Regions from separate parts of the Mus musculus genome. Here region 2 is linked to region 1. A link is a loop called in an ENCODE intact Hi-C map of the cell type or tissue named here. Cell type or tissue: gastrocnemius. All regions are shown on one strand. Each heading gives the region's core, and the rest is flanking DNA. Links, peaks and the distances in the headings are about the cores only. Region 1 overlaps Gm609 (predicted gene 609). Region 2 has its middle 59 kb from the start of Btla.

Region 1 (12,122 bases), core at 878-8,877:
TTTACATGTGTATGCATGTTTCGTCTGCATTCCCATCACTGGCCTCTCTCCCGTGCCAAATGGCAGTATAGGGTGACGTAGTCCATACAGAAAAATCAGAGTGGGAACTAACTTGAGTGGACAGTAATTTGAGTCAGAAACCTGGTGCATCCTGTGGTTCTGTACAGCAAAAGATAAACACGGAGAACAGAACAATAGTGTGTGTGTGTGTGTGTGTGTGTGTGTGTGTGTGTGTAGGGGGAAGGTAAGGAGCTTCATACAGACACCCTGGGGGAAAAAAAAAAGGAAAACTTTATTTTACGATTTGTTATATTAAAGGCCAGTGCGAGTGTGTGTGTGTGTGTGTGTGTGTGTGTGTGTGTGTGTGTGGTTACCAGGTACCTCATCTAGAGCTTTAGAGGTCCTAAGGGCTCAGAGTTACCTGTGAACACACTTCCTGAAAACCCAAAAGCACTTTCTTTCTGCTAATCAGATTGTCCTGCAGTATTCCTTAAAACAGATGAGAACCAAGGGACAGATCAAATGAGTCACAGGAAGCCCTGGAACTGAGGTTTTTCCTTGATGAAAGCTTTACAGAAACGATTGACTATATTGGTGACATTTCTGTTTCTGTACTAGAGTAGAAACCTGTGGAAAAAGATTTGTTGGGCTTATAGCTACAGGAGGAGAGTCTCTAAGTGACCAGGAGGCATGGTACCAGGCTGCCAGAGAGATCACATCTTCAATCACAAGTATAAAGCAGAGAGAGAGAGAGAGAGAGAGAGAGAGAGAGAGAGAGAGAGAGAGAGAGAGAGAGAGAGAGATCGAGAAAGAGAGAGAGAGGAGAGAGAGACTTGGGACCTACAACTGAAGGTCACCCTCTAAAACCTGACAGTGGGACCCATTGCTGAGGTCAACTTTCATTCAGCTCACTGAACATAGAGAGGCTAGAGCTGAGGTTTGGACTCTAGACTCTAGTCTCTCTGGTGTGAGAAGGTATTCTACAGACCATGAAAAGACAAACCTGGACACTAAACCTGCCTCTAAATCCTCTACCCACAATATGTCCTGCCTATGAGATTTTAGTAGAAAATGTGAGGGAGTGACCAACCAATGTTTAGTTTAACTTGAGGCCCACCCTATAAGAGAGAGCTTGTACCTATATTGCCTGGATGGTCAAGAACCAGATAATGGAAAGCCCAGAGTCCTAGGGTAGAACCAAACACAGCTGGGGAAAGAAAGAAGGAAAGAGAGAGAAAGACAGAAAGAAAAAGAGAAAGAAAGAAAGAAAGAAAGAGAGAGAGGGAGAGAGAGAAAGAGGGAGAGAGAGAAAGAAAGAAAGAAAAAGAAAGAAAGAAAGAAAGAAAGAGAGAGAGAGAAAGGGGGAGAGAGAAGAAGAAGAAGAAAAAATGGAAGGAAGAAAAGAATGATTCTTAATGACATTCTGCTATACTAATAGATTGGGGCCTTGACCAGCTGTCATCAGAGAGGCAGCAACAGATAAAATCTGGTTCAGAGACCCACAGACAGACATGTGGAGAGAGTCTAAACCAAAGGTCTTCCTCAAGTCCCTTCCCTCTGACTGCATCCTATTCCTTCTCAGTACTCTCTGCTGCCCAGATAGCACACATACTCTACCTTAGCCTCTCGAGTACTGGGAATACAGATGTGAGCAACCATGGGAGGTTATTTTTTATGTTGGTGCCAACAATACTCTTTTCTTATAGATGGCATTTCATAAGTATGCATGAGGACGTGTGTTTGTGTGTGCAAGTCATTCTATTGGGGTACCTTTGAATATCTTTCTCCTTGAAGCTTTCTCTATTCTTGTTATTTTATTGGTATGTAAATGACACTTTACTAGGCATTGTTTTGCCTTAAATCTTCTTAAGTTTGAGCAGTAGATTTCAAGAGCTGAGTTATACAATAAGAGAATGAAAAATGGCATGGGAACCACGGGATCCTTAGGTTATGTATTATATCCAGACTAACAAAAATTTTTAAAATAAATATTCTAATAAATGGAAAAATTAATCCACATGTAGGCTACAAGATGTATGAAAGCACAAATAACTACTAAATCTATTATTGTGTAAAATTTGCATATATCAACTATTAAATAATTCACACAGACCTATATGGAAAGGAATCTTGATTAGAAAGTAAGATTATGGGGTGGGGATGGGATAGGAGGTTTTCAAAGGGGAAAGCAGGAAAGGGGATAATATTTGAAATATAAATAAAGAAAATATCTAATAATAAATAAATAAATGTTGTGGAAAAAAGAAAGTAAGATTATGAGAGGTAGAGAAAATTATGCTAAGCTGTATGTTTGACAATGTTTAAAGATGACATTAAAAATGAGCATATGGGTAGGAGCGGCGCTTGAGGCCTGGAAGCGTTCCGTGGCCTGCCGGGTCAGCACCATGAGCTCCATTGGCACTGGGTATGACTTGTCAGCCTCTATGTTCTCTCCTGATGGAAGAGTTTTCCAAATTGAATATGCCATGAAGGCTATGGAAAACAGTAGTACAGCTATTGGGATCAGATGTAAAGACGATGTTGTGTTTGGAGTAGAAAAAGTAGTCCTTTCTAAACTTTATGAAGAAGGCTCCAGTAAACGTCTTTTTAATGTTGATCGACATGTTGCAATGGCAGTTGCAGGATGGCTGGCAGATGCTCGTTCACTAGCAGACATAGCAAGAGAAGAAGCATCCAACTTTAGGTCCAACTTTGGCTATAACATTCCTCTAAAACGTCTTGCACACAGAGTGGCCATGTATGTACACGCCTATACACTCTACAGCGCTGTTAGACCTTTTGGCTGCAGTTTCTTGTTGGGGTCTTACAGTGCGAATGATGGTGCACAGCTCTATATGATCGACCCATCAGGTGTTTCATATGGTTGCTGGGGCTGTGCGATTGGCGAAGCCAGGCAGGCTGCAAAGACAGAGATAGAAAAGCTTCAGATGAAGGAAATGACTTGCCGTGATGTAGTTAAAGAAGTTGCAAAAAATAATTTACATAGTACACGATGGAGTTAAGGATAAAGCTTTTGAACTGGAGCTCAGCTGGGTTGGTGAATTAACTAAAGGAAGACATGAAATTGTTCCCAAAGACATAAGCGAGGAAGCAGAAAAATGTGCCAAGGAACCTTTGAAGGAAGAAGATGAATCAGATGGTGACAATATGTAATATTTTCTTCACCATCCACTGGTTTACATCTCTGTAACAGTTGCATATGGCTAGCACCATGGATTATATATACCCACTGACCGATTTTCATTAAATTTTGTCTTATAAACATAAAAAAAAAATGAGCATATGAGGGTTAGAGAGATGGCTCAGTGTTTAAGTGCACTCACTGCTTTGCCAGAGGTCTTTAGTTCAATTCTCAGCAACCACATGGTGGCTCACAACCATCTGTAATGGGATCTGATGCCCTCTTCTGGTGTGTCTGAAGACAGACAGCTACAGTGTACTCATATACATAAAATAGAGAAGTAAATCTAAAAAAAAATTTAAAAATGAGCATATGCATTGTCTTCAATAAATAAGAAAAGAAAGTTGGAATAAATTTTATAAGCACATGTTTATATGTATGAGTCTCAAGGTAGCAAAAAATAATTTAATGAAAGCAGGACAGAAATGTGAAAATGAAATATGAATACTAGGAATAAAATGGAAATACATGCTGTTGTATTAGTCAGGGTTCTCTAGAGGAACACAACAGAGAGAATGAGTGTGTATCAGTAGACAGACAGGGGTTTTCAGAGAGTAAGTAGCATTACAGGCTGTGGTGCAGCTCATTCAACAGTGACTGTCTACCAAAGGAAGGCCCAAGAACCCAGTAGTTGTCCACTCCACAAAGCTGGATGCCTCGACTGGTCTTTAATGTATGTTGGAATCCTGTCTCTACCTCTCCATCACACACTGGAAATACAAGCATACACCAGCATGCCTGTTATTTTCATTTGGGCTCTGGGGATAGAACTCAAGTCCTCATGCTTGCAAGATAAGTGATTTACTTAGAATCTCATTTCCCCAGGCATCATTCACCCTTTCATGGTAAAAATTTATAAACTCGGAGTAATAAGACATTTCTCATTCTCAATAATATCCTTAAATAGCCAGCATTAAATAAATGACATCTTAAATATTATGTTTAAATTCAGAAATCCTGTATTACTTGTGAGAGATGAGGCTGTGCATGGAGAACTATCAGAATCTATCAAGACTTTGAATCTTGTCTCATTTCAGGTCTCTCTGCTGTGATGAAACACCATGACAAAAAGTTAGGAAGAAAGCGTTTCTTTGGATTATACTTCCACATGACTATCGACAAAGAGAGTCAGAACCTGGAGGAAGGAACTGATGCAGAAGCCATAGATGAGTACTTCTTACTGGCTTGCTCTTCATGGTTTGTTCCATGAACCCAGGATCATCTGCCACAAAGGCCTGAGCCCATCCACATCAATCACTAATTAAGTTCAATTCACAGGAAACCACATGGTGTCTCACATCTATTTCTAATGGGATCTGATGCCCTCTTCTGGTTAGTTGACACAAAACTAGCAAGCACAACTAACCCCTTGTCAACTTAACCCACATCTATATCACTAAATTACTCCACAGTCCTTTCTTTCTTATTCATCCAAGATCTCACATTAAATACCCAAATAGCTTTAAAAGTCTCATAGTCTTTACAAATTCAAACATGTTAATATTCACTCTCCTTAAGAAAATCCGAAGTCTCTTTAAACTGAAGTATCTTTTAAATGCAATCTCTCAATTGCATGTTCCTGTAAAAAACAAACAAACAAACAAACAAACAAAACAAAACAAAAAACAAAAAACAAAAAAAACAATGAAGTTCTTTCTTATTTCAAGAGAGAAGTCCTTGGGCCCAGTCACAATCTGAACCAAACAAAACGGAATGCCAACAGAATAAATAACTCAATGCCTGAGATCTATAGTTTACTCATGGTATCCTGAAGCCTTGGGTCACTTCTCTGGCTCTGCTCTCTTCAGCACACACAGCTCCCCTGCTGGCTCCTCTCCTCTGCTGTTGCTGTTCTTGGTAGTCATTACATGTTTCTTACATCTCCAAAATTCCAGGGTCTTCTGCTGCAGTTGGGCTGCACTTTTACCAATAGCTTCTCCTAGGTTCTCTTCGTGGTGACAAAACAAGCATCCACTTCTCCGCATGCCCCTTTCAATTCTGCACCTTTGAAGTCCTCTCCTGACCTTTTACATGACAAGCCTCAACTGTTCTCCATGATTTCTTCATGCGTTCAAAACCAGTACCACCTGGGTGACTCACTCTTACATTATCATATTCAGTTGGCACCACCAGCTATAACCTTGGCCACCACTGAAACACAACTTCTCACGTAGAACCCTCCCCAAAAGATAATAAATAATGCAGATTTCTCTTAATCACCACTTAATTTCTCAGTTTCAGCAAACCAGCATCAATCACCCCAGCAAATCAAAGGTTTCACTTTAGTAGTTCTGATATCATGTTAATCACAGATTGTTTAGCCTCAGCTAACCAAACCCACAGAATCTTAATTTTTATTTTATTTTATTCAATCACTTTACCTTCTGATATTGGCTCACCTTTCTTCCCAGTCTCCCCGCCCCCTCCTTTGCAGCTCTTCTCCCATCTCTTCTGCACTTCTCCTCTGAGAAGGGAAACCCTTCTCAAACCTCAGCACATCAGTCACTGTAGGACTAGGGGCATCCTCTCTCATTGAGGCCAGACAAGACTGACCAGTTAGAGGAATGAGAGTCACAGACAGGCAACATATTCAGGGGCGGCCTTCACTGCAATTGTGTGCCCTCAACATTCGTATCTTCCCAAGTCTACAGAAAAACTCATCAAGCATTAGATGAACAACACTCAATGGCTTTTCTTGCACAAAGTTCCAAAGTCCTCCCACAATCCTCCCCCAGACAACATGATCATGCTTAACACAGAAATAACCCTGGCATTAACTTGTCTTAGTTAGGGTTTCTGTTTCTTCAACAGAACACTATGGCAAAAAGCAAGTTGGGGAAGAAAGCATTTATTTGGCTTATACTTGGGTTACTGTTCATCATCAAAGGAAGTCAGGACAGAAACTCAACAGGAAAAGAACATGGAGACAGGAACTGATACAGATAACATGGAGGGGGGCTTGCTATCTTGCTCAACCTGCTTTCTTATAGAACCCAAGAACACCAGCCTAGGGATGGCACCACCCACAAGGGTTTGGGCCCTCCTACATCAATCACTAACAAAGAAAATAACCTATAGGCTTGCCTACAACCCAATCTTATTGAGGCATTTTCTCAATTGAGGCTCCCTCTCTCTCCAGTGACTGTAGCTTGTGTTAACTCGACAAAAAACTAGCCAACTCAACTCTATAAAGATTGAGAATCATTCCAAACACAAGCATATCACAATATCCAGGAATTTTCCTCACCACTGACAGCTACCAAGATTTCACTCTAAACAAGGTATCATTCATGACAGCAAACAAATGAAAGAAACTAGGTCGTTAGCTCAGGGAAACTTACATAACTCAGATACAGAAAAAACACTCAGCATTCTAAAGAGGAGAGACTAGAAGAAATGGATAACAAAGATTAGGTGAGAGAAATTATATTGAAATGGCTATCAGCCTTCCCAAAGGTTTTCACAGTGAAAAAGAAGTCACAAAACATTAGACAAAGAAACCAAAGAAGACACACACACTGAAAAGATATCCTATACTCAAAGACTGGGGAAATTCAATTCATAAAAAATATCTGCACTACTCAAAGTGATCAAAAGAGTTCATGTGATTTTAGTGCAGTTCTACACAGAACTAGCAAAAGAACCCTGGAGACCTCCTGACTTCAAAATATACCATGAAGCTACATGGAAACAAAACAGAGACACATAGACCAACAGGACAGAATAGAGACTCTGTGATAAACCCACCTATCTACAGAGAACTAATTTTCAATAAAGACACTAAGAATACGCACACACACACACACACACACACACACACACACACACACACACACACACACAAGTACTGGTAAAACACAGTGTTGTCGAAGAATAGTGTTGTGGATTGGATAACCCACATGCAAGAGTGTGAAACTAGAGCTGTCTCTCACAGAAATTGCAAAAATCAAATCCAACTAGAGGGAAGGTTCAAATACTGTATTTGTAAACCTATATAATATATTGCATTATATAGTTTTCAAGTATATATTAAATATAAATATCAAATTCTATAAATATAGAATTATGAGTATTAAATATAAATATCAAATATAAATATAAAACTCTATAAATATAGAATTATAAAACCACTAGAACAAATCTTGGGAAAAATATTCAGGAAAGTGGAATCAATAAGGACAATTCAGACAAGATCCCAAAAGCTCAGACAACAAAATCAAAACAGAAAATGAATTACATGATACTAAAACATTTCTGGTCAACATGGAAAACAGTTGCCAATAACATGAAAGACCATCTTATGAAAAGAAGAAAATATTTGAAAAGTCCACATCTGCCAAGACTTTGATATTTAAAGACATATTAGGAACTTAAGAATTCAATAAAAATTACTTGATTTATTGGCAATAAACTTAAATAGACATATCTGAAGGAAGGCATACAAAATGGCATTTAATGGGACATGAAAAATGCTTAATATCATTAGTCATCATGGAAATGCAAATCAAGCCACCAGAAGGTAGCAGCTTACCACACAGGAGTATTTATTATTTAAGGCACCAAAGAAAACTGATGTATGCACATGGAGAAGGGAATCCTCACATAGTGTAGGTGAAATATAAATTAATATGCCATTACTGAAAACACCATGAAGGATTCTCGAAAAGTTAAAAATCAAACTGCTATATAATCAGGCTATTCCATTATTGGATATATATTGAAAAGGAAAAGAAATCAATATGTTGAAAATGTTGAGAAGATATCTGGACTTCCACAGTTTTTTTGTAACACTATTCACAACAGATGAAGACTAAAGCAACTACCTGTCTAGAACTAATGAGCAGAGTAAGAAAACATAATACACACAGCGGTGTAAATATTATTTGGCCATAAATGGAAATTCTGTCATTTGCAACAATGTGGATGGAACTCGGGGTTCATCCATACAAAGCCCCCCCCAAAAAAAATCCAGTTACTTAAAGACAAGTGATAAGTGATTTGATCAAGATAAGGAATACACAATTCACGTCACAGAGTTGAGAGTAGAATGGTATTGTTTAGAGACTGGGTTAGTAGAGGGTAGGAGAGATGAGGAAAAAGTGGTCAAAACTAAGTTTATAGTTAGAAGTGAGACTTTCTTGAGCTACTGCACAGGAGGGTAATTATAGATAATGACTGTGTGCTGCATATTTTTAAAACCTTACAGGAAAGATTTGAAAAGTTTTAGGCACAAAGAAATGATAAATGTCTGAGTAAACAGATACCTTTAACTTGCTATCAAAATATACATGATACTCCATAAATATCTATAATTATTATGTATCAGTTAAATCTAATTTTAACTTCAAAATGTAAAGACATTAACATAAATAAAACCTCACTTGAAACAAATTCTTGTCTCCACTTATTTCTAACATGATAATTGCTGCTAGTGAATACATTTTCAAAAATTTGAAACATTCTTAAATTTAAAAATATAGTGACAGAATAAAAATCACATACAATCAATTATGTCTCAGACTGGCAGTGATGTCTCATTAAGTTCTCAGTCTCTGTTGATGGTGGTGTGGGTACCAGTGTTGATAGTGGGTTAGGCATCTGTGTTGATGATGGCTCGGGCATGTTATTTGACCTACAAAAACATAACACTGATATACAAATAAACCGAATACGGACCAAACATTCCCCACCCCCTCCATGGCAGCACATTGCAAAAGCAGGCTATTAATTAAAATTTGAGAGATTTATCCTAGAAAATCCCCTTGAGAGTTTGATCACATTAGTAGAACTTGATTATTATTTTTACGTTAAGTTGTGAAAAAAAATTTATGATCTGCCTCAGTGGTGATCATATCTTCTATATTACAAAACTTACCATCCGTTCCAGAAAGCCCAGGTTTATACATGTGGATACTTAATTAACACAGTTCCTGGGGTATAAAGTAGACATTTAAAAGTGGCACGGTTCCAAACAGAATTCTGAATTCTTCCTGCAAAGCTTGCTATTTCTTTATTCTTTTGCATGGTTGTACAGGTTTTCTTTAGTGCTAACCTTACCTTTATGTTTTAACGCTTACCTTGAGTAAGATAAATCCTGCCTCTTAGTCTTTCTCCACAGCTATCAGTCAGAAGATTCCATCCTGAATATAGCTTTAATACCTCCTCCTCTTTTCTACCTCTTGATTCTAGACATGACATCCTGACTAGTACAGCAGACTCTCCAAAATGCTCCGTCATTCTTGTCTTATAAGGCACATCTTCCCCATCCCATGAGAGAGCCTTCTAGATCATAGATAAGATTCTCAGGCTTCTTTGGTTTATGCATTTCCTTGGATTAAGATGTTGTGGAACGCTAGGTGGTGGCAGCGCACGCTTTTAATCCCAGCACTTGAGAAGCAGAGGCAGGCAGATTTCTGAGTTCGAGGCCAGAGTGAGTTCTCGAAAAACCAAAAAAAAAAAAAAAATGTTGTGGAACAAATACACCAAAGGTTTTTAAATTTAAAGAATATACAATGACAGCAAAATAAGACACATGCTACCAATTATGTCTATAGTTTTTACTGCCACTGCCTAGTGTCTTATTTCCATTTATCTTCCCATCATGCATAGCAGTCCACCAGGGAGCTGAATAAATGGTGTGTATTTTATTATATTAATCCTATAAAGTAAGATTGCCATTTCACCTTATGGCTCAGTTGGATCTGTTTCAGGCTTCCTGGCTCTACATCTCTCTCCCACCAATTTCTTTGGACCTTGTGCTTTCTTCTGTGAAAATTTATTCTCAATAAAGAATCTTAAGCTTGTGATAGAAAGATGGCTCATCATTTAAGGCAAGTTGTTGCTTGATCAGAGGACCCTGGTTCAGCTCCCAGCACCCTTATGGAGGTTTCACAACTGCCTGCAACTTGAGTTTTAACAACCTCTTCAGTGCCCCACAGGCACCAAACACACATTTAGCATACAGAAACACACGGGTAAAACACACACACATAACATAAAAATAAACATTTTTGTTTTAAAAATAGTACATTCAATTCAGTATTATATAAAATGCTTGCCAGCAGTCAAGTTTTGAATCATTGAATGTCAGGAACCATCCAGCAAATGGAGATAAGTTTCCCTTCACTATTCTGGATGGATTTTTTCCAGAACCCCTGGAATTTAAAAACTATTTTTTAAATAATTCTTTAAAGATTTATTTATTTATTATATGTAAATACACTGTAGCTGTCTTCAGACACCCCAGAAGAGGGCATCAGATCTCATTACAGATGGCCGTGAGCCACCATGTGGCTGCTGGAATTTGAACTTAGAACCTTCAGAAGAGCAGTCAGTGCTCTTAACCACTGAGCCATCTCTCCAGCTCTAAAAAAATATTTCTATCTAGCTCTATTGTACCTAGTTTCTCTGTCATATCAGCTTGCTATATATATATATATGTATATATATCTTACCTTTTCTTTTGGAAATAAATGTAGAGAACAGCACTGATGATGCATGAAACCAAAAACAAAATGATGAATGCAATCGCAGTTATCATCCAGTTTAAACAAGGATTCGTGGTACCTGAAAAACACGAACCAGAACACATTAATTCTCTGGCTACACTGTGCTGCTATCTTGGGGTCTTGACTTTGTAAAGCTTTCTTGTCTTGCTACAGCTTGATTGACATCCAAATTTACTCTATAACAGGCTTTGTTATTACCATGGAATAAAAAGTAAGATCCTGGATGGCAGTTGCTACTTCTCTTTATAATTAGGAGTGTGCATCTTTCTCAGTGAGGCAGTATGGCGTTACTTTTGGCTGCACCAATGTGGTTTTATCTAGTTATTACTATTCTTTTTCAACAAGATACTACATAGCCATTTTAGATAGGTGGAGATTGAACGTGAAGAATTTTACACAGAAATATGAACTCTTTTCTGAAGGTAATTCCAACAAAGCAGAAAAACTACATATGGCATTTCACCAGAATGAGAAATTCACATCCCTAATATTTAACATAAAAATAAGCAAGGCATAAGCTTCTTTTGCATTAATAAATACCCTATTATTGACACCTGCATTTTAATAAATAATTAAAATTTACCATAATAAGGGAGCCAATAAATTTATAGACGATACCTGTGGTATTTAACTCATATAGTCAAGTCATTTGAGTTGGAAACATTGACCAGAAAAAGGAGTTGGTCAACTTCAGTTTCAAGAAACAGAACACAAATACTTATCTCTAAATTTTCGAGGCTCCTTGAAAATAGCATTAAAATAAAAACTGTTAAATGAGCAACAGCAAGAATACTGACATGGCCTTCTGTGACAATAACTTGTGAGGAAACAGACTTAGAAAACATGTAACATGAACCGAAGAATGAGCGTCAAAGGTGACAAATGACAATAATGAATGAAGCAGAAAACGACTGAAGACTTTGTAGATATTATTTTCAGACACTCTTGAAAAGAAATAACCTCATTAAAACAAGTAATTAAGAGAAGTCTTTAAAGGAACAAGCAATTTTAGGACAGAGACTGCTAAGCCTGGGTGGAGCAGGGGCTCAGTGCTTCCCACCACTCACTGCTGAGGTATTTCCTACTGATACATCCAAGGAAAGTGGGTAGCCTTGCCTGCAGTTGTGTGTCCATCCCCTGGTGACACCCAGTCTCCAGTGGATATTGCCACTAACAGACCTGGTTAAACTGAGTGGATCACAAGGCAAGACCAAAAGTCATGAACCTAAGATGATGAGTCACGGGGAGAAGAGGCATGGGGGTAAGATGATAGGATTGGGAGGACATTAGAAAGGAGAAGAGAGCTGGGCCTGGTGGTGCACGCCTTTAATCCCAGCACTCAGAAGGCAGAGGCAGGCAGATTTCTGAGTTCGAGGCCAGTCTGGTCTACAGAGTGAGTTCCAGGACAGCCA
Region 2 (12,122 bases), core at 2,366-10,365, 130 kb before region 1:
GCTTTGTTTTAGTGATTATTTGTATTGTTTTTGTTTGTTTATTTCTATTTTTATGATTACAGCCTTGAATTTGGTTGTTTCTTGACATCTTCTCTGTGTGGGTGTTAGCTATTCTTTTTCTTCTAGGTCTTTCAGACTTGTCATTAAGTTTTTAATGTGAGATCTCTCCATTTTTTTTAGCGTAACAACTTTTGTGGTACAAAGTTGCCTCTTAGAACAGCCTTCATTGTGTCCCCAAGGTTTGAATATGCTATGTTTTAATTTTCATCCAATTCTAAAATGTTTTGAATTTCTTTCTTAACTTTTTCATTGACTCATTTTTCATTAATTATTGAGTTGCTTAGTTTCCATGAGTTTGTAAACTTCCTGTTGTTTCTGTTGTTGGTATCTAGCTTTAATACATGGTGATCACATAGATTGCAGAGTGTTATTCAAATTTTCTTATATCTGTTGCAACTTGCTTTGTGTCCAAGTATGCGGTCAATTTTGGAGAAAGTTCTATGAGCTGCTGAAAAGAAGGTATATTCTTTTGTATTTGGGTGAAATGATGTTCTGTAAATATGTTAAGTATATTTGATATTATGATATTAGTTAGCTCTAGCATTTCTCTGATTAGTTTTTATTTTGATGACCTGTCTACTGGTGAGAGTGTGGTATTGAAGTCTCTTACTATTACTGTGTGAGGGTCAATATATTAAGTTTAGCAGTCTTTCTTTCATCAACTTGGGTACCTCTAAGTTTGCTGCATAGATCTTAACAATTGTCTTCTTGGTGGAGTTTTCTTCAATGAGTATGTAGTGTGAGCATGTTCTCTCTCTTCAGATTAGGTTTTGTTTGATGTGGAGTTCATCAGATATTAAAATTGCTATGCCTGCCCCTTCTTTGTTTTATTGCTTGGAATATCTTCTTTCATCTGCTTACCTTGAGGAGATGTTTATCCTTCGTGTTAAAGTCTGTTTCTTGGATGCAGCAAAATATAGATCCTGTTTTTTAATTCAATCTGTTATGTTGCTCTTATTAAATTGGGGAATTGAGGCCTGAATATTGGGAGTTACCTATGAAGAAAGATTATTGATTGTTGTTAAGAGGATCACCCTACCTCCTCTGATTTTCTGGTCTGGGATTATTTGTTTGTATTTTCTTACATATGGTTAGCCTCTTTAGATTGAAATTATCCTTCTAGTGCCTTCTGTAGAGCTTGGTTGGTAGAGAGATGCTGCCTCTACCTAAATTTGATCTTATCGTGGAATATTTTCCTTTCCCTATTTAGTGTAATTGATATTTTTGTGGAGTGTAGTAATCTGGGCTAATATTGGTGGTCTCTTCAGATTCTGTGAACCATTCTTCCAGGATGTTCAGGCTTTTAGATTCTCTACTGAGAACTCAGGTGTTAGTCTAGTAGGTCTGGTTTTATACATTACTTGATCTTTCCCCCTTAAAACTTTTATTAGTTTTTCTTTTTTTCTGTATATTTAGAGTTTTGATAATTTTGTGTCCAGGGGAATTATTTCTTCTGATCTTGTCTACTTGGTGTCTTTTATGCTTCTTCTACCTTTATTGGTATTTCCTTCTTTAGATTGAGAAAATTTTCTTCTATGATTTTGTTGAAAATATTTTCTGTGTCTTTGACCTGGGTTTTTCTTCTCCTTCCTCTATTCCTATTATTAGTAAATTTGCTCAGTTCATACTGTCCCAGGTTTTCTGGTGTTTTATGCCTAGATTTTTAAAAAAATTTAATATTTTCTTTGATTGAGGAATCCATTTTCTTTTATTTTGTCTTCAAAACCTGATATTCTCTCTCTCATCTCTGATAGCCCTGTGGTGAGGCTTATCCCTGAGGTATTTGTTTGACTTTCCTAAATTTTTCATTTCCAGTTTTCTCTTAGTTTTGATGCTCTTTAATGGTGCTATTTCCACTTCACTATTTTTATTATTTTGTTCCACTGTTTGCATTTTCACAAACTTCATTTAGAAATTTATTTATAACCTCTTTAAGATCCTTGAATGTATTTACAATTGCTATTTTGAAGTCCTTGTCTTAAGTTTTAGTTATATTAGATTTCTCAGGATCTACTCTAGGTTACTGGGTTCTGCATGAGGCTTAGCATCCTAGTTGTTAATCATTGTATTTTTGCATTCATGTCTAGACATCTGTGGTTAAGATAATTAAAGTGATTTTAGGTGTTGATAGCTAGTCTTGGTTTTCCTGGGTGAATATTCTTTGGTTTCTTTTACCCTGTCTGGATTTCAGAAATGTGTGATTTCTATGGGTGGCCTGGTTAGGAATGCTTCTGCAGGTCTGTGGGTGGCACAGAGGAACAGAGGTGGCCTAGGAGAAAAGGCTGAGAGAGGTTTCAGGAAATCCTGTTCACATCCAGTGGTATGGTCTCAGGGAGTTGGGCGTGTAGTGGGAACAGAGGATCCTGCAAGTCGGTTATAGTAAAGCAGTGAATTGTTCAGAAAGACAGGGATGAAAGGGCCAGGGTTTCCTGGGTCTGAACCAAGAGTGGAAGACTTCAGTGGATGGAATTGAGGTAGGAGGCGGGCTTTGTGCTGAGGGTGAGGATGTGGATCCTAAAGGAGGAGGACAAACAGGATAGTTCGATTCACTTACCCGAGACTTTTCCTGCTGTAGCCACTTGTAGCAATCATTTTGAGGTATGGTGGATGACACAAAGAGATGGAAAGAAAGAGGAAAGCTTGGCCAGTTACAAGTTTTGGTGGAGTCCCAAGAGAATGGAAGGACAGAGAGAGGGAAGGAGGGAGAGAGGGTGGGAGGGAAGTAAGGCAGAGAGAACCCTACAAGCAGTCTACTACAGGACTGGGACTGCACTCATTATTACAGACTTTCTCTTTAGTATCACTTCTGCCATAGTTCACATGCTTTCTTATGCTGTATTTCCCTTCTTTATTTAATTCAAAATAAACTTTTAAATTCCCCTTGCCCATTCTCCAATGATTCACTTTCCTTTCCTTTTCTTTTCTTTTCTTTTCTTTTCTTTTCTTTTCTTTTCTTTTCTTTTCTTTTCTTTTTCTCTCTTTCTCTCTCTTTTTTTCGAGACAGAGTTTTTTGTTGTTGTTGTTGTTGTTTGTTTGTTTGTTTGTTTGTATAGCCCTGGATGTCCTGGAACTCACTCTGTAGACCAGGCTGGCCTCGAACTCAGAAATCCTCCTGCCTCTGGCTCCCAAGTGCTGGGATTAAAGGCATGTGCCACCACGCCTGGCTCCACTTTTCATTCAGAAATATGCTGTTCAATCTTTATATACTCATATAATTTGTATATTTATATTTATTATATAATTATATAAATAACATTTATATAATTTCTCTCACTGTTACCTTCTAGGTTATTCCAGAAAAGACAGATGTGTCTGATAATTCTTGAATTTGTTGCTGTTTTCATGTCCTGATATATGTCTTGTTCTACATAAAAGTTATATAAGTGAAAATTCATAGAAAAGCAGAAATAAAATTTGAAATGGTTATACTTCAGGTCAAGAGGGGAAACAAAACCAGAACTATAAAAGGACCTCTAAAATTTCCTTCAATACCATGAATGGAAGACTGGCAAAACAAACAAACAATTCAAAACCAAGATTTATGCCAATATAAAGCAACATACTTTATAGAATTTAACTATAGATATAATAACATGAAAACCTATGGTCATTAACTTTTTAATAACATTCAATCCTGCTAACATAAACTCTCCACTAAATGTAGACTACCTTTATAATGCTGCACATAATGGTGGTTCAGGTCTGTAATCCTAGATCTTTGGTAGGATTATAAATTCAAGGCTAACTTCAGCAACTCAACAAGACTCTCATAGAATAAAATAAATAAAATGAAATGAATAAAAAATAAAATGGTGTGATGTGAGGTTCAATCCCCAATACTGTAAACAAATAATCAAATACAAACACAAAAGTGGAAATTCTTATCAATAGCCAACTTTTGTCCTGGCATTAATGCCATTACATATTGTTGTATTTTGTATACTCATCCACGTTAGACTCTTGAGTGTTTTGGATTCTTGGGTGTTTTATACTTGGAATCATGCACATATTGCAGAAAAGTAAGGCAAAAGAATATTTTGCTAATTATACCATTCGAAAGAGCATTCTGGTGACATTTACACAAGGCAAAATATCTTTCCAAGGAGTTATCCTCCTGAAAAATGTTCCTGAGAGTTCTTTACATTGGTACTTTGAGCTGCAGAATTCTCAGCACATTTCTAAACACACTCCTCCACTAAGAGACATGACCAGACTAAGGTGATTTCTGAAATCTCTACAATGACTTCAGTCTCCTATAATGCCTGCTTTAAGAAATGTCATTGCCACCAGGGGTATTTCCTGCTTGTTCTGGCTAAAATGTCGTAGCACTAAGCATGTGAGTGAGCCCCTGAGCTTCTTTAAGGAAGTTTATCTTTAGAAAGTCGCAGTTGCAAATTCTTTATCTGCTCATTGGCATCTGAATTTCACCCCCTAAAACTCTTTGTACAATGGCCGATGAAGTGAGTGTTGGTTTCTCTCACTTTCACGAGTGGGAGCTCAGGACTTGGGCTCCCTAAGCTGGGCTTGTATACACAGAATGTGGAGGATGCAAAATCTTGGCTACAGTTAAATGTTTCTGAGTTCTCAAGATGAATTCAAAATTAATTGCATAATAAATCCAAGGTGTTTCTGGCTGCGCTAACTCAGGATGCACTTTAGAAGTTCATTTGAATCTTGCCTCTGAACACACAACATAAACAGTGCACTGTGCGTGCATGTGTCCAGCTGATCATGCCAAGGAGAGCTAATTACAGACTACTGTATGTTATAAATTACAATGTTTTCTATTGTAATTTACATATAAAGTCTTTCACTCTCATAGAAATGTCATGACTTAATGACAGTATTTTCATTTGGCTATCTAAATATATATATGTATATATGTGTATATGTGATATATGTATATTTGTATATATGTATACATAAATACATATCCAAAAATCATTGCTTGAATTACTGACTTGAGTTTCACCAAAAAAAAATCAATAAATAAAATTTAGCTTAGGACTAGAGCAGAATTTGCAATAACTTTTAAAGTGACCCTAAACATCCTTCATATCTTTTACCATGTAACATCCTTCATATCTTTTACCATGTATTCATGGGAAGTAGTGCTATCAACATGACTGATGATTCATAGACTTGAGGAATGTTGAAGATGCTCCATGTCCTGCAGTATTAAATGTGCAGCCACGTTTTAATTATTTGTGTAAAAACAAACAAGCATGTTCCTTTCACTACGATGCAAGCTTACTTTTGTTTTTAATGAATGGTAAAACTGTATGCACGCAAGGAATTGTTTTAAAATCATTTTCTTTATGAATTATTACCAGTGAATACTTGGTTTGTATGTCTATTTTATATATCTGTGCATCTGGAGTTACATAAAATTTTCTCAGACCAAAAAAAAAATGTCAAATGGAAAGGCTTAAGAAGCTTTGCACTGGCTCCTGTGTGGTGACATTTGAAGATAAGCCTGCTGAGGAAATATTGTAAGTCACATAAGTTCATTAGAGAAGGATCTTGGTTGGTAGGAAATCTGGATTTCTCAGTTCTCACACTCTGGGGAAGTCCATGTGAGCACAGGATGAGAAGACTGCTATTGGAAAGCCAGGAAGACAGCTTGAACCAGACTCTAAATCAGTAGACCCCCAATCTTGGAATTCTAGTTGGCAGAAGTATGGAAGATGTCTATGGTTATACCACCTTGTATGTACCAGATCTCATTTAACTGAGAAATGAAATTCCACTGTTTTGTTTAGCTCACTCTTTGTTTGACACTTTAGTCTAATAGCCCTAGCCAAGCAATAGACACAAGAGGGCAGCAACTCCCCTTTTCTCTTTCCAGCCCCCAAAGAGGGTAAGGGCCAAACTTCAGCTTTAAGACCACCTTACTCTGGCTCCACCACTGCTCACAGATGTAAAGAATTGAGGAAGTTTGCCCTCTAGGGTAAGTACCAGTGAACCAGATGGCCTTGTCATGTGGAACAAAATTTCCCTAACATGCCGAGATCCCTTTAGTGTTAAGTTAGCATTGTAACATTCACCAGCCTTTTTTTTCAGGGAGAAGCAGAGTTCTATTACATGTGCTCTTCTTCCCTATTGAGATAGTTGTTGAATAAAGTTCTATCCTCATCATTCTGACATCTGTGATTTTCTTTTAACAGCACCAACTTTATGGAATGAACTGCTTTGGGGTCTCAAGAGTAGAGTTAGTTGAGTTCAATCAACTTTCTTTTTCTCTTTCTCACATGTGTGTGTGTGTGTGTGTGTGTGTGTGTGTGTGTGTGTGTGTGTGTGTGTGTGTGTGTGTGTGTGTAAGAGAGAGATAGACAGAGAAAGAGACAGACAAGGACAGAGATTGGAACTTGACTAGTAGAGGTTCAAGTAAGAAAAATAAATGACCAAAGTAATAAACACAAACTGAGGGTGCTTACAGTCAGTTAATCATTTGAATTGCTTAGTGAAGTAGAAGATTCTCTTTAATTTATTCAATTTATTTTAAAGAAACCCTAAACTCCTAAAACAATGAAATCCACTCATATTTAAAACTCCTGGGGTGGAAAAACACTGAATTATCTTCCAAGCATCTTACTATCTATCCAAATTAGTAATGTGTGATAACCTGGGGATATCATGCAACTCATTTAGGTGTGGTGTGATGTTCAATGAGTTGGTAATAGCTCAGTCATTATTACATTTCATTGATATTACCTTGAGTGGAAATATGACTAAAAGTCAGTACAGGGAGACAAACATACAAAATTAGATTGTCCCATGAATTCAAGGGAAGATGAGGTTGATGTGTAAAATACATTAAAGCAAATGGTACTATTTACAAATAGGAATGAAATGAAGTAAGTGAAGAAATTAATAGTGAACAATGGCACAGCTTTAGAACCAGAGAAAATATACTGTGAAATACAAGAAAGGAAAGGACCAGCAAGCCTGGCAGATTTGAGAGGGATTGGTACAACATGGTGGCTAATTTTATGAATCAGGTTGAATTGGCCACAGTAACCAAATACATAGTCAAACATCATTCTAGGTTGTCAACAAAGGCATTCTCAAGTGGAATTAACATATATTATTATTCTCTGTATGTGGGTAGGTTTCATCTAGTTTGTTGGAAACCTAAATAGAATGGGGACTCCTTTTATCTTCTTGCACTCTCTATAATTATTTTTGAAATATTTTGATGCTTCCCTTACTAATAATTTCCATCTTTTTATTGTTGTACAGTATTCTGTTGCACGGATGGACCTCAATCTGCTAACCAGGTCAACAATTGCTAGAAATTTAGATGGTTTTCATGTTGGAGCTATTATCAATAAAGGTACTATAAGCATTTGTATACAAATAAAAATAAAACAAAGTAGGATGGAATTTCTCCTGAAGACAGAATTCTGCCAACAACTAGGCTTTAGTCTTTAAAAAAAAAACAACAAAAAAAACAACAACAACAAAAAACTTGGCCTTCCCTGAGTTTGAAGCCTGACAGTCTACTTACAGGGCCTGCAATCATCCCTGGTCACATATTTCATATCTATTTTTTTATATTAATATATACTTCCCTCTCTCTTTTCTCCCTCTCATCACCCCTCTCTAGCTCCCACTTCCACTACAAAATTGCTTCTCTAGAAATTTCCCAACACAGGCAAATTCCCCAAAACTGGCAAAATTGTTTCATCCCCTTAATAAATTTCTCTTTCTCTGGCAATGAGAAACATGGCTTATTGTTATAAAGAAACCAATCAAGGCCCAGGAGTATAATTTGGTTGAGTGCTTGCCCAGCACCCACAAAGCCCCTAGCCTGATCCTCAACCTTGCATAATCCAGTTACAGTGGCTCCTGGCGATGAGGCCAGTGCTTGGATGGCAGAGATTGAAGAAGCAAAGATTCAAAGTCATTCTTGATTATGCTGGGGGTTTGAGATTAACCTTAGCTGCATGAGACTACCTTTACATTTAAAAAAAAAAAAAAAAAGAAAACAGAAACACTTGACACTGTCACTTAATTTTCTAAAACTAAAAAAAGCAGCATTCTTGATTTTCCCCCTTCAGGTTCTGATAAACTATAATGAAGCATCAATAACTCTAAAATCTTTCTATCATAATTACAGGATTAATTACATACACTTCCCAATCTTTCAGTCCAAGGAGAAATTAAATATTATTGGGCTTTTGCAAGGAATTAATTTTTTCTCAAGCCTGGAAATTCTTACGGACATCTGATTTTCTAATTTACCATTTCCCATTTGCATTTGGGCATTAAGCACAGTTATAATTAAACCTTGCTCCAATAAGCCTGAGGAAAGGAGTGGGGTGAGCCAAACAAGCTTGGGATTTGAAACCCCTTGCAGACATTATGATGAATACTTCCTGGGGAAGAGACAGGCACTCTTTGAGAAACCTAAAAATATCTCATGATGCTTTTCCGACAGTAAAGATGATTTCCATGCACAGCAGTGGATCCATAGACAATTTCTTCACTGTTCCATTTTTTTTTCTTTGTACACTGAAGAATATTGCCCTTCTGGGGAAAAAAGGCCTAGGCTTTCGCTAAGGCCAAAGAGCAAGAAAGCATGAGAGACATGGCAGTGAGCTTGTACAAGAGTATTATGGACATGTGATGGAACTTTGTCTTACATAGCAAATGTATACATTGTAGATCAGCATCTCTTCATATAGAGAGAAGTATTAGATTTAGCTGTTACATCCTATAATATCTCTGACTTGAACTGGCAATTCAAAAGGAATGGCTTGCCACATATAAGTGTATACAACTATAACCCCAGAACTCAGAAAGCTGAGGCAGTAGGGTACCAAATTCAAGGTCAGCCTGGGCTAAATAGGAAGTCCCTGTTTCAAAAGAGCCACAGCTTAAAACATTGAAAAAAAAAAAGAATGGCTAGAAAATGTTCCAAGTATTTAAGTTCATCGCAATAGCTTTTCTGCCACAGAAATTTTAAAATTTCTTTGTGACTGGCAAGCTCCCCCTACTTGTGCACTTGCCTGAGGGGACATGAAGCACAGGCAGACTATCCACTATCCTGATATTGTACCTCTGTTATTTTAGCAAAACATTTTTAAACTGTTTTCAGCTTTCAGGTCAACACATTTTTAGTCAGAGTCCATTTATGCATGTGAGCTATGAGTAAGCATGAGATTGAAATGATATGATTCTGATGCTGTGTTGTGGTGAAAGAGGAGGGCGGGGAAGGGGAAAAAGCATGGTTCTCACAAAACTAGACAGAGGGAGTTCAGGCTGATTTGGATATACTTTGTTTTATACTCAGTGTCACCCATTCTCTCCGGCTTTGCTGGAGATCCTGAGACTATGGAAATGGTGTTCCATTTGATTGCCTGGGATCTAACTGTTTATATGGGGGCAGTAACTTTCTATCCAAGGTTCACCCCAAACAAAGACATGGTCTTTGTTTCAAATGGGGCTAACTCTGGTGCACCCATCACTCAGCAGAGAAAGCCTGAGAGTTCTAGACTCAGATAGGAGGTAGTTGGGGATGGGTTCTCACAGAGTCCAAAGAAATTATGTTTCTGGCAGAGAAGTATAGGAGGTGAAAAGTGGTCCCCATGTAGCCAGGAAAGACCCGGATCCCTGTCTGGGGACTCAACTTCTGTGTTCTGAACCATCCATCTGGACATTTTGGTCTCCCTCTCGTTCTCTCTCCTTCTGCTTTCTTCCCGTGCCTCTCTCCCCTTTCCCATGGCAACTTCTCTGGCTTCCTTCCATGGGGCGAGTAAACTCACCAAAGAACAGCTTCACAATATACTTGTAATTAATATAATCTAATCCAGTTTGAATTGACTCATTTAACTGGTGGGAAATAATTTACCAACTCAGTTGATCCCAGTTGCCTGCCCACCCATTTCCCAGGAGATTCGTTTTCAGAATGATGACAGTCATGTCTCATAGAGATTACTGACTCCTCCACCGTAGCTTAGAGAAAACAACTAGGGTGTGAAAACCCAACACTTCACCCCAGGGAGGAAAGACCTTTATGGTGTAATGCATGTGCTATTGTACCCCATACTTGTTGATCAAGTTATTCCGTGCCTGAGACCATGCCCTGTTTATTATTTCTCCCTCTCTCCGATTTTCTCCTCATATCAAAGACACTTGCTTTGAAGAGCATTCCCTCCCTGATGAACCCTGTGTGAATGAATCCCTTGCAGACCATTAACCATGTTTGTAGCTCAGATCCAAGTAAATGAATAAGTAGAGAAAACTACTTTCCTGTTACATATGGGAGATATGGACAGCATGCTTAGAGGACTGAGAACAAAGCTGGGAGTGCCCGAGAGCAGGGCACAAGTTGCCCATTGGCCGTGACAATGAAAAGATTATTATATCGTCTTTCACTTTAACATGAGACTATAAACAGTGTGATAACATGCATGCCGCAAGCCAAGTACACTTGCCTTTTGCCAGTTTCAGTTGGCCATACCTTTGCAACTGTCTTACCCAACCTTTTAACGTAAACATTAAACAACTCAGAATTCTGAGGAGACATCAAGCAATGGATACTATGATAATGAAAAGAACTAAAGTAGAATTTTTGGTTAGTTACAATTTTCTAACCGGTTTCCTAGCTCTAGTACATAAACAGACGGTTTTGCAATGCTCATAAGGGCCTGTAGAGGATTAGATTTTGGTTCCTCTCAATGCTCAGTGGGTAAAGATTATGCAAGAAGGGCAAGTGGTTTGAGAGTACCAATTAAGCTTTCTTCAAAAAAAAAATACTAGTCAATATTAGAATATACAAAGAACTCCAAAAATGAACATCAAGAAAATAAACGACCCAATTAAAAATGGAGTATAGAGCTAAAAGATGACACTTGTGAAATGTTCAACCTCCCTAGACATCAGGGAAATGCAAATCAAAATAATTTGAGATTTCATCTTATCCCTGTGAGAATGGCCAAGACAGAGTAACAAATGACAGCACATGGTGATAGGGAAGGGGGAATACTTATTCATTCCTGGTGGGAGTGAAAACTGGTGCATCCACTATGGAAATCAGCTCAACCCTCAGAGAAGCTTTGCTGTCTGCAATAGATGGTAATTAAAATGCTTAGCCACAACTAGATAGATCTAACATTCATCCTGACCTCAGGGCTCAAGGATCTATGTGCAGAAGTGGGAAGACTCTACGAGCAGGAAGTGGTGGATGACTAAAATAAAGGGTTTTCCAGACAAAGTAAGACTAACACATCTGGGAACTCTCTGAGACTATGACAGCATGCACAAGACTTATACAAGTTTATAGCCAACAAAAATCCCAACATGGAGAAGGGGAAGTGAGCACAAAGTCCTGCCCCTAACCAAGAAAGTATTTGCAAATTATAGCTGACTACAGAGGAAAACTCAGTTTTCTTCAGTGGCTACATCCAGGGTAAGCCATACACACAGAAGTAGTTGACCAGCACAAAATGGAGTCCATGGTTTGTTGTTGGTAATCAGTGTATGGTTTTTCATTTTTGTTGTTGTTTGTTGTTGTTGTTGTTTTTAAGAGAGTGAAAGTGCATGAAGTTTGGTAGACAAGGAATAAAAATAATATGATCAAAATATATTGCATGAAAATCTTCTCAATATATTTATTTTAGTGGCATTTCCATTTAAAAATTTTAATACATTTTAAACAAAAACATAATTATGTCACTTCTCTTCTTCCCTTTACTCTCTCTAGTCTCTCTCAAGTCCCCTATTTCCAATTAATTCCAGGTATACCCCTCTCAAATTGATAGCAACTTCTTCCCTAATTATTATTTGTGTGTGTGTGTGTGTGTGTGTGTGTGTGTGTGTGTGTGGTTTCAGGGTTGACTACTTCTTTTGGACAAACTGTTAGGAGGCTTGTCCCCAGGAGAGGTTGATTTGTTGTCTCTCAGCAGTCACCAGTTATAGTTCCTTGTTCAGTGGTGTGACACTATAAGATTGTCCCCTTCTGCACTAGCGTATCTATTGAAAGATTGTCCCCTTCTGCACTAGTGTATCTATTGATATTGCCATTGTTCATAGCTTGTTTATCCTACCATTTCTGT

Evidence for each region. Peaks named below come from ENCODE experiments on the same cell type or tissue, not always from the same donor. Only the 100,000 strongest peaks of a DNase experiment are listed, where the experiment ranks them.
Region 2: it touches region 1 in a loop (4-fold over the local background); 7 of 42 quality-filtered maps call a loop at or near these places.

Annotation. Positions count from the first base shown.
Region 1 is chr16:45,409,176-45,421,297 of GRCm38, forward strand. It overlaps Gm609 (predicted gene 609), which reads right to left. Exons shown (of 5, transcript NM_001005854.2): 4 at 10,657-10,768; 5 at 7,580-8,834. The coding sequence ends at 8,711. It also overlaps the pseudogene Gm5406. Among named protein-coding and RNA genes, the nearest start is that of Cd200, 6.2 kb to the left of the region's middle. In gastrocnemius, for the core only: a CTCF peak has its summit at 4,537 (motif pointing left); no DNase peak of the experiment used is centred there.
Region 2 is chr16:45,277,302-45,289,423 of GRCm38, forward strand. No RefSeq gene overlaps it. Among named protein-coding and RNA genes, the nearest start is that of Btla, 59 kb to the left of the region's middle. In gastrocnemius, for the core only: a CTCF peak has its summit at 5,878 (motif pointing right); no DNase peak of the experiment used is centred there; H3K27ac peaks cover 404 bases.